Regions from separate parts of the Homo sapiens genome. Here all the other regions are linked to region 2. A link is a contact called in ENCODE Hi-C or POLR2A ChIA-PET data. All regions are on one chromosome and are shown on one strand. The core of a region is the stretch at or near the end of the contact, and the rest is flanking DNA. Distances in the headings are between cores, read along the strand shown. Region 1 overlaps KIF21B (kinesin family member 21B). Region 2 overlaps LINC00862 (long intergenic non-protein coding RNA 862). Region 3 has its middle 230 kb from the start of NR5A2.

What was found. Hi-C counts contacts between places; a loop is a spot of excess contacts on that map. ChIA-PET counts read pairs that join two places held with the same protein, here RNA polymerase II (POLR2A). Pooled maps may share reads with other maps.
Region 1: a loop to region 2 is called in a pooled map, with 5 times the contacts of the local background. The contact joins two enhancer-like sites. A Hi-C loop is called at or near these places in 6 of 50 pooled maps.
Region 3: a map of transverse colon shows a loop between it and region 2 (6-fold over the local background). The contact joins two enhancer-like sites. A Hi-C loop is called at or near these places in 1 of 168 maps with a recorded cell type or tissue (transverse colon) and 2 of 50 pooled maps. POLR2A ChIA-PET finds 5 or more read pairs at or near these places in 2 of 52 experiments (PC-3 and PC-9).

Annotation. Positions count from the first base shown.
Region 1 is chr1:201,017,868-201,021,168 of GRCh38, forward strand. All of the region lies in intron 1 of KIF21B (kinesin family member 21B), which reads right to left. Among named protein-coding and RNA genes, the nearest start is that of KIF21B, 4.2 kb to the right of the region's middle. RefSeq lists enhancers at 1,574-1,868, 1,974-2,073 and a silencer at 3,224-3,301. Within about 2 kb of position 1,729, at least 16 of the 41 ENCODE cell types and tissues checked have a DNase peak (open chromatin) inside an H3K27ac peak, as active enhancers do.
Region 2 is chr1:200,350,042-200,353,583 of GRCh38, forward strand. The region is part of intron 4 of LINC00862 (long intergenic non-protein coding RNA 862); the gene reads right to left. Among named protein-coding and RNA genes, the nearest start is that of LINC00862, 22 kb to the right of the region's middle. RefSeq lists enhancers at 2,533-3,033, 3,034-3,534. Within about 2 kb of position 2,195, at least 6 of the 41 ENCODE cell types and tissues checked have a DNase peak (open chromatin) inside an H3K27ac peak, as active enhancers do.
Region 3 is chr1:199,792,781-199,796,345 of GRCh38, forward strand. No RefSeq gene overlaps it. Among named protein-coding and RNA genes, the nearest start is that of NR5A2, 230 kb to the right of the region's middle. Within about 2 kb of position 1,436, at least 2 of the 41 ENCODE cell types and tissues checked have a DNase peak (open chromatin) inside an H3K27ac peak, as active enhancers do.

The DNA of each region.
Region 1 (3,301 bases), core at 479-2,978, 670 kb after region 2:
GAGCAGCTGGAGGTGAAAGAGAAAGTCCTCCAGAAACAGGGTACTGCAGCCAACACTGCTGCCGCCTGCCCTGGAGCTTCACATAGGGATTGAGGTGGGTGGATCTCTGGGGCCAAGGAAGAGCCGTTCCAGTCCAGCTTCCCTCATGGCAGGGAAGCAACCTCTGACCCCCACCCAGCCCAGGGCCCTCTCAGTGCCCCTCTGGCTGTTCTAAGAGGGAGGGGCACAGAAGACATTGCTTTCCTCCTCAATGTTCTCAATACTTTCTAGAGGGTAAAATGAAAGGCTAGGAGACCTAGCACACATGGGGTTCCGCCCTTTGGTGTGTGTGAGGTGGGGGGCCAGCAAAAGACTTGGCTGCCCCCAGAATATCCTTCCTGAGAGAGTGCCAAGGTGGAATTCAGGCAGGAAGACACATGCCAGGGATGGCTGCAGTGATCTAAGAAAGGGAGAATGTGGCTGGAGAAGCTCCCCAAACACAAACGATGACAGCACGGATTTAGGAGCTAGGACCATGGTGGTGCCAGGCAGCCCCATGCTGCTAAGCAATCCCATACAGGAGAATCTGGACAGCCTCAGCCCTGCCACACATCTGCACAGCACCATGTGCCTTTCCATTTTCACTTTCCCACATTCATGTTCACGGCCACTGTGTGTAGTAAAGCATTTGAAGAAACTGAGGCATAGAGACTTCAAGAACACAGCTAATTAGCACCTCAATTAGGAGGCAGCTTAGAGTTGCATGAAGAGCATGTGTTCACAACTGAGAATACCCTGGGTTCAAATCCAGCCTCCTCCATTTGCCACCTGTGTTTGTGCATCTATATGATGGGAATAACATCAATCACCTAGCCAGCTGAATGGGATGCTGTAGGCACAGAGTAAGTGTTCAATACATTATAGTGCTTAGCCACCTCCTGGTTCATACTCCTCTCCACCACACCATGCATTCTGCTCTAAATTAATATATTAATCAAAGGACTGGAGGTGAATTCAATTTACTAAATAGTTCACTAAAGCTTAAACTACAGAGACATCTCTTAGGTACACTTACATTAGGGCCCATTTTATTTTATTTTATTTTTGAGAAAGATTCTTGCTTAGTCACCCAGGCTGGAGTGCAGTGGTGCGATCTCAGCTCACTGCAACCTCCGCCTCCCAGGTTCAAGTGATTCTCCTGTCTCAGCCTCCTGAGTAGCTGGGACTACAGGCATGCGCCACCATGTCCGTCTAATTTTTGTATTTTTAGTAGAGATGGAGCTTCACCATATTGGTCAGGCTGGTCTTGAACTCCTGACCTTGTGATCCACCTGCCTCAGCCTCCCAAAGTGCTGGGATCACAGTCATGAGCCACTGCGCCTGGCCTAGGACCCATTTTTTTTAAAAAAACATTTTATTTATATTCAATTCCTCAGGAATCTACTCTGCATTTTGTTCCCTCCAAAGATTTTATGTCCGTCTTCCTCCAAGCCACTGCTCTTCACAAATGAACAAACCAGAACACAGCAGTTCCCATTTTCCAGTGGGTAAAACTGAGGCCCACAAAAGACAAACAGGGAAGGTGCCCCATGACGAAGCCAGTGGATGAATTGCATCAGTTCCTGCCCTGCCCTTTGCCCCCAGGGTTGCAAAAATAAGCATGCCAGGCACATATCACCTCTGCCACCTCCCTGGCCCAGGCCTGGGCCCCGCCTCACCTCCACTTGGAGGTTTTCAAAAGCTGAGATCCAATCAGGCAGGCAGGCTGGGTGGTGGAGGGGGAGGTTTCCGGGGCCTGTGGTTACTACACTCCACTTCCTTATGATGACATAAACCCTATTTCTGCAGCAGGAGGCCACCACCAAGATTCTCAGGTCTCCACACAGCCCACATGAGGCCCTGTATGGGCCTCAGTTTCTGAGATCTGTAAACTGGACACAGGTGGCATTGATTGGCATTGACTGGCTTTGGGACTCGGAAGGCACCCCAAATACCCATTCCCCCACAGTTTCTTCTGTCTTCTTCAGTCTTTCTCTCCCAAGCCACCACTGCTCTTGGTTCAAAATTCAGACAGTCATTGACCAAGATTTCAGAGTAGCCTAGAACTAGGGAAATAACTGCAGCTAGAGAACCCAAATGGGAGAGGGCTGGGGTGCAATCTAACATTGTCCCTTGGGTCCCTTGGATCCCCCCCAAACCCCTACCTATCCCCTACTTAACCCTGTAGTATCAACAGATGGATGCTGGGCTGGCCAAGCACCGCCAAGCAGACTAAAGGAAGGAAGCTTAGGGAAGCCAGGCAGAGATAAGAGGGGAGGGGGCTAGGCAACACTGAGGTCTCCCCTCATGGTGGGGGCTCAGAGCTGGGGACTTGAAAGGGTCTTAAACAAATTTGCCATGTGACTTAGCTTCCTTCCCCAATTTCAACTTTGCCAACTTGCATTTCTTAACAGCTACCCCTTTCTCGCCCCATTTGTCAGGCCTATATCTCTGCAGCCTGGGGCAGGTCACAGCTCCGCCCCACCTCTCTCTAGCCTTGCTACACACCTCCTCCCCCAGGTGACTGCCAGTTCTAGTCCAGCCCAGGAAGCTGAGAATCTTTACAGTACAAGGGGATTAATGGATAAAGGGATCACAGGGCAGGCTGGAGAGGCCAGCCTGGGAATCCCTTGGTGCAAAGCCGACTAGCCTGGGTTCAGGGACAGATGGGCCAGATTCCATCTAGCTGGGGAGGCCACAAGGTGGGGCTTTTGGGGTCTGCTCACCCCTGAACTTTCTTCCCTTACCCTGAGCCCCAGGTCCTGAAAGTTTCCTCCTCCGGCTCTCCAGGAGCCCAGGCCTTCACTGAAGCGTTTCACAGCCAGCCAGCTTCGATCTCTTCATCCCAAACAGATTGCAGGGCCAAGAGCCTTAGGCCTGGCACTTCTCACCTAGTCTAATAGCCCTGGGACCTCTCTCCTCTACACACACACACACACACACACACACACACACACAATCAGACCACACCTGTCTCATTCCTGGCCTTCCCTGTCTGAAGAGCTGGACTCCAGGCTCGCTATGTTATTCTCATGGAAATTCAGAAGGCACTTCAGTTGGATTCAAGAAAGGACTTCCAGAAAGTCAGAAAGACAGCTGAACCTGGCAGGAGGTAGTGAGCCCTGGGGCTGGACTAGGCCCTGGACAAGCCTTGCCCTTCCCATAAATGGTCTACTGTAGTGCAGCCCACCACCCAGTCTTTCAGGTGAGAGAAGTGATTTCTGGGGGTGCTGCGGGGGAGGATGGGTAGAAGAGGATCTAAAAACAAGGAAAACTCCCCCTA
Region 2 (3,542 bases), core at 945-3,444:
CTCAGTGGCTCATGCCTGTAATCCCAGCACTTTTGGGAGGCTGAGGTGAGTGGATCACCTGAGGTCAGGAGTTTGAGGCCAATATGGTGAAACCCCATCCAATATGGTGACAGGGTGAAACCCCTTCTCTACTAAAAATACAAAAATTAGCTGGTCGTGGTGGCATGTGCCTGTAAGTACCAGCTACTCAGGAGGCTGAGACAGGATAATTCCTTAAACCTGGAAAGCAGAGGTTGCAGTGAGCTGAGATTGCACCACTGCACTCCAGCCTGGACATCAGAGTGAGACTCCATCTCAAAAAAAAAAAAAAACCTCCAGCCTGGCCAATATGGTGAAACTCTATCTCTACTAAAAATACAAAAATTAGCTGGTCTTGGTGGCATGCACCTGTAGTCCCAGCTACTCAGGAGGCTGAGACAGGAGAACTGTTTAAACCCGGGAACCAGAGGTTGCAGTGAACTGAGACTGTGCCACTGCACTCCAGCCTGGGCATCAGAGTGAGACTCCATCTCAAAAAAAAAAAAACAAACAAAAACCTCCAGCCTGGCCAATATGGTGAAACCCCGTCTCTACTAAAAATTCAAAAATTAGCTGGGTGTGGTGGCACGCAACTGCAGTCCCAGCTACTCATGAGGCTGAGGCAGAAGAATCGCTTGAACCCGGGAGGCGGAGGTTGCAGTGAGCCGAGATTGTGCCACTGCACTCCAGCCTAGGTGACAGAGCAAGACTCCATCTCAAAAAAAAAAAAAAAAAAAAAAGGCCAGTCGCCTGTAATCCTAGCACTTTGGGAGGCCAAGGTTGGTGGATCACCTGAGGTCAGCAGTTCAAGACCAGCCTGACTAACATGGTAAAACCCCATCTCTACTAAAACTATAAAAATTAGCTGGGTGTGGTGGTGCACACCTGTAGTCCTAGCTACTCGGGAGGCTGAGGCAGGAGAATCACTTGAACCCAGGAGGCGGAGGTTGCAGTGAGCAGAGGTCACACCACTGCACTCCAGCCTGGGCAACAAGAATGAAACTCCATCTCCAAAAAAACCAAACAAACAACAACAGAAAACTGTATATAATATATACATATTTTTGAGACAGCATCTTGCTGTGTCAGCCATGCTGGAGTGCAGTGGCATGATCACAGCTCACTCTCAAGTGATCCTCTTGCCTCAGCCTCCCAAGTAGCTGGGACTACAGGCATGCACCACCAAGCCCGGCTAATTTTTGTGTTTTTTGATAGAGATGGGGTTTTGCCATCTAATTAAAAATAAAAGGAACTGCAGAATATTTTACTGGGGAGAATAAAAAGAAGACTACTCACCTTGCTTACTCAGTATCACTCACAATATGACCCCTGCCTACCTTTCTATGGGTGTTTCTGAAGATTGCTCTTCATATAATCTATCCTCCAGCCAAACTGGGTTTCTCAGATTGCTTTGCATTTTTCTGCTTCCCTCCCCTCCTACCTTTCTCAGATGTGCCCTCTGCCTGGAATATTGCCTTCCAGAAATTAGTACCCTCCCAACTCAGTACACGTGTCTATCAAAACACTAACAGCCCCACCCATCTCACAGGATCCTCTGAATCTTTCTCTCTATTCAGTGACTATGGCTTTGTGCTGCCTTCAAGGCATTACTATTTCATTCTATGCCAAAAATACTCATCCAAAGGCCAATCCTACACACAAGTTCTGGGGGGTCTCTAAACACGCTAAAATCATTGCAAAATCATGTGAGCCCAAGCGCACACACACACGTGTGTGTGTGTGTGTGTGTGTGTGTGTGTACACACTATGTGCATTTTTTGGGGGAAAGAGGACACATATGTTTCCCCAGATTTTCAAATCTTCCACGACCCTAAAAAAGTAATTTAATTCTCATTTGGTCATTTTGTCCTTCCTGCTTCACAGTAACCTCCAGGATTTGTCCAGATCAGTGCCTCCTTAGTGCCTGGAAAAGAGCCTGGCACAAAACAGGCATTAGGTTGTTGAGTTCAACTGGATAGAGTCAACACACATGTTGGTGTTTACCAAGAAGAGAGGGGAAAGTTTTAAAAACAAAGAAGGAAAAGAAAACCCTTCATTCTTTCAAATTAAAGATTGTATCACAACCCAAACAAGAACAAAAGTGAAAGTGAAATTACTGTATTTTTTTTTAAAGCTTTCAGCCCAGCCTACTGGCAAGGCTAAGATTGTGGACCAGGAGGGATCTTTTGCAGTCCTCAGTCTGCCTCTGACTCCCTGGGATCTTGGGTAATAAGTATCTCAAACTCGCTATACCTCATTTCCTATTTATGCAACATGGAAAATAATTCTTGCCCCTTATCTACCAAGTAAGGAGACTGTAAGGAAAACAGATGACACACAAAATGCTTTTTGAACTCTTCATTAGGCAGAGTCTTTACAAATCTTTTCGTCAGAGAGTCTGTGGTTACAAAGGCCCACTCGGCTCTAGTGGTTGTTTTGATGTCCTGCCTTCTTTCAGGTCTAAAATACTTCCAAATGTGCTCAAATTTAGCATTGACATAAGAAAATCTTGGGCTGGAATGCTCTCTGACCACATGCTGGAGCAGCATTTCTCAACAATTTTTAACTCATATTCCCATTTGATAAGCATTAAAAATCTCACTCCTTTTTAAAATTTTGTTTTATGAAAACAAAGGTTGGTTTTTTTCCCCTTTTCAGAGTATATAATTCTATAATAAATACTGCTTGGCAAAAAAATTGGGAATGAACTGTTGATTTGCAACAGCATGAACAAATCTCAAATGCATTATGCCATGTGAAAGAAGCCAGACCAAAGAGAAGAGCACATGGTGTATGATTCCACTCATATAAAATTCTAGAAAGGCGGCCAGGCACAGTGGCTCATGCCTGTAATCCCAGCACTTTGGGAGGCCAAGGCGAGCGGATCACCTAAGGTTGGGAGTTTGAGACCAGCCTGGCCAACATGGTGAAACCCCATCTCTACTAAAAATACAAAAATTAGCCGGGCATGGTGGTGGACACCTGTAATCCCAGCTACTCGAGAGGCTGAGGCAGGAGAATCGCTTGAACCTGGGAGGCAGACATTGCAGTGAGCCGAGATCATGCCATTGCACTCCAGCCTGGGAGACAGAGTGAGACTCCGTGTCCAAAAAAAAAATTTCCTTTTTCAAACTATACCCCTCTCCACCCTGTCCCCATAAACATTGTTCTGAACAGTGAGCACACTGACCACCTAGGAGGTCCCTCATTCATTCTTGAGCCCCCAAGACTTAGCACAGTAAGCAAGCTCTGACTGTCAGTACCCGCCTTCCACATAGGCCATTTCCTGCCCTAAGATCTGTTCTGTTCTCTCCTGGGAATGACCTTTTCCTGCTTCTGTTTCTTCTTCATTCCAGATGCAGCTCAGGAATCTTCTCCATCAGCCTTCCCTGAATCTCTGCTCAAGCCTGTGCTCCACAGCTCCTGAGCATGTTTCTAGCTGCCACTCACCACTTTGTACTGATTTTATCTGTTGAAGCTTCTAGCCTTCCTCATGAGATAGTAAACAGAAAGGGGTTCTTAAC
Region 3 (3,565 bases), core at 186-2,685, 560 kb before region 2:
GAAAAAACAGGCACATCCATCTTCTGAAGAGATAATTTCAATAAAAATTTGCTCTTTGTGATTAATAATTATCAAAATGTGAGATGTATTTATTCTGTTTTTTTCACAATACTCTCATTTTGTTAAATTTTTATGAATACATAATAGTTGTACATATGTGTCGGGTACCTGTGATATTCTGATACATACATACAACATGTAATTATTAAATCTGGGTAATTGGGATATCCATCACCTCAAACATTTACCATTTCTTTTTGTTGGGAACATTTCAAGATTTTGCTTCTAGCTATTGTGAAATACACAATAAGCTATTGTTAACTATAGTTGCCTTGTTGTGCTGCCAAACACTAGATCTTATTCTATTTAACTCCTGTTGATCAATTTGATCAATGATGCATCAATAATAATGTAGTGATCATTCAAACCAAAGAATGTCTCTAACATCAGCCTTCTAAAATATTTACCATTTTTAAAATTCAAGGAAAACTTTTTAAATATTTATTAATTCATTTAAAAATAACAATAAACTCATTCATATTAATATAAATTTTTTCTATGAAAAATAATGACATTTTTAAAACCAAAACAAGTTAGAAAGAAGAGTGACAATATTTTAAATTTTTTGTGAATGTCTTTAATGCATCTGGCTTAGAAGACTGCTGCATTCTTATATCTGCTTCTGCATTTAACCCATTGTGATAAGCCATTTGGTTGAAGTATATAAAGAAAATCTAGCTCCTCAAAAATGTTAATAAATAGCTGGAAAAGGGAGGAGCATTTTAATAGCCTTTTCATATCATTGCAGATATTCTTCTCTGACACAACAAAAAACTCAACAAGTGGTAAAAAAGTAGAATATTAGACATTGGACACTACAAAAGGTGGGTGGGTTGAGGGTGGCTGAGGGTTGAAAAATTACTTGTTGAGTACAATGTTCACTATCTGGGCGGTGGATACACTAAAGGTCCGGACTTCACCACTACACAATGTATGCATGTAAGAAATGTGCACTTGTACCCTCTAAATATATAAAAAATAAAATAAAAAATAATATCTTAAAGGTTATTTGCAATGTGGAATCTGAAGCTATATCAATGAAGTTTTTACACTCTGTAACATTAAAATCCATTAATCTATCTTGTGCTTTGTGTTGTTTGTTTTTTTGTTTTGAGACAGGGTCTCACTTTGTCACCCAGGTTGGAGTGCTGTGGTGCACTCTCAGCTCACTGCAGCCTCGACCCCCCAGGCTCAAGTGATCCTCCTGCCTCGGCCCCCCAGGTAGCTGGGATTACAGGCACACACTACCACACCCAGCCAATTTTTGTATTTTTTGTAGAGACGAGGTCTCACCATACTGCCCAGGCTAATTTCGAACTCCTGAGCTCAGGGATCTGCCCGCCTTGGCCTCCCAAAGTGCTAGGATTACAGGCATGAGTCGCTGTGCCCAGCCTGTCTTGTGCTTTAAATGAATGCTTTGAAAAGCCTATGCATAATTTTGTAACATCATGTATTGACCTTTGGAAAATATGAGTTCACTCAGTTAAGTAGATCTTTCAAATGTTGACACATTTGATTACACAATATCAAAAATTCACATTTGTTATCACCACTACTTTCATCAGAAAAGTCTTGAAGTATTGGGAAACTGCCATGTTTCCAGTGACAAATACAAATTTTCCAAAATTTAAGTTTTAAGTGAAAGCTTGAATTGTACCGCCAATAACAAATACTGTCATTTGTTTTTCTTAACAGATTCACTTGGTTCATTTTTGAAAAACTGTTTACCAAAAATCCAAGTCTAAATAATAGTAGTTTGTCTGTCAATAGTTTCTTCAGGTAAAGATGGGGCTCCATGAAGAAGGAAAAAAAAAAAAAACTAGGTAGTTCAGCTTTAACTGAAACAATTGCGCAAACACTTTTCCTTAAAATAACTGTGTATTTCCCAAGTTGCCACAAAGAATATCAGAAAGATATACACTTAAGGGCCAAGATTTAATAAAATTAAAGAACGTTCTGTTCTTTAATTAACGTTCTGTTCAACTCTTTAATTAACGTTCTGTTCTTTAACTGTTCTTTAACTGTTTAATTAACATTCTGTTCTTTACTTTAACATTCTGTTCAACTGAAGATTTTTTAAAGCCAGTGCAGCTGGCTTTAAAAAAAAAATAACCATTGCTCAGTAGTGAAGTATATATTGATTAATAACTGGCACAGTTGAGTGCCACTGTCTTGATTCATGTGAAGACACCAGCAGTTTTATTCGCCATTGCTTTTGCATCATCATTACAAATACCAATCCCATGAAAAAAAGGCAAATAGCTACCTAGCTTATTACTACTATAAAAATAACATTGACCTGGAAGATCACCTGAGGGGGTCTCAAGAATCCCAGAGGTCCATGGACCACATTTCAAGAACCATTTGGACTAAGATATTTGAAGGTATTTTTCTATGACAAATTATAATCCTATATAATTGTTAGGTACACAGTGAAGTTATGATATATGTATACAGTGTGGAATGATTGAATAAAGCTAACTAAAATATTCATCACCTTAAGTATTTATCATTTATTCCTCCTGTCTGACTGAAATTTTGTACCCTTTGACAAACATCTCCCTATTTCTCCCATCCCCCAGCCTCTGGTAACCACCATTCTACCCTCTGCTTCCATGAATTCAATTGTTTTAGATTCCACATATAAGTAAAAACATGTGTCTTTTGTTTTTCTATGCCTCGCTTATTTCACGTAGTGTGATGTCCTCCAGGTTCATCTGCATTGTAAATGATAAGAGTTCTTCTTTTTTAAGGCTGAATAGTATTCCATTTTGTATTTATACCAATCCATTTTTATCCATCCATCCTTTGATGGACACTTAGATTGATTCCATATTTGGGCTATTTTAAATAATGCAATCAACGGGAGAGTACAGGTGTCTTTTCAACATACTGATTTCAAGTCCTTAGGATATACGCCCAGAAGTGGAATTGCTGGATGGAGCTAACTATTTTGATTCCACTGGATACATTTAAGATAATCTAACCCATTTACTTTAAAATGTTTAACATTTGTAATGAATCAGAAATTACTACTATTCTACTTTTTACATTAATACAAAACAAAATTATAGATTTCAACCTAAATAATATGTATAATGGACTACCTAGTTTTTCAAAGTTGTTTTTTTTTTTATGGAAGATATAAACTAAATTTTTGAAGCCCATTGCTCCAAACCCAGGCAAGCAAACTATAGGAAATAGAGCTGTGTTGATTTTACTCTTGCCTGGCTTTTATCTCAATGATAGTTTTCCAACCAAAAAAAAAAAAAAAAACAGTTCATCAGAGAGTTCAGAAATATGAAAGTGTCTTTGTCTTCAACTCTCTGTAAATTCCCATTCTTTTAAATTTAAAAATAGCACATTGAAATTCTTTAAAACAGCAGTAAATCTCATAACTCTACTGCCTTAATACAATCCTTATTTTCAGACATTATTCACAATAAGCACCCACATTTTACTTAGATGAAATCATGATGTACAGAACCATTCTGAAATTAAAGAC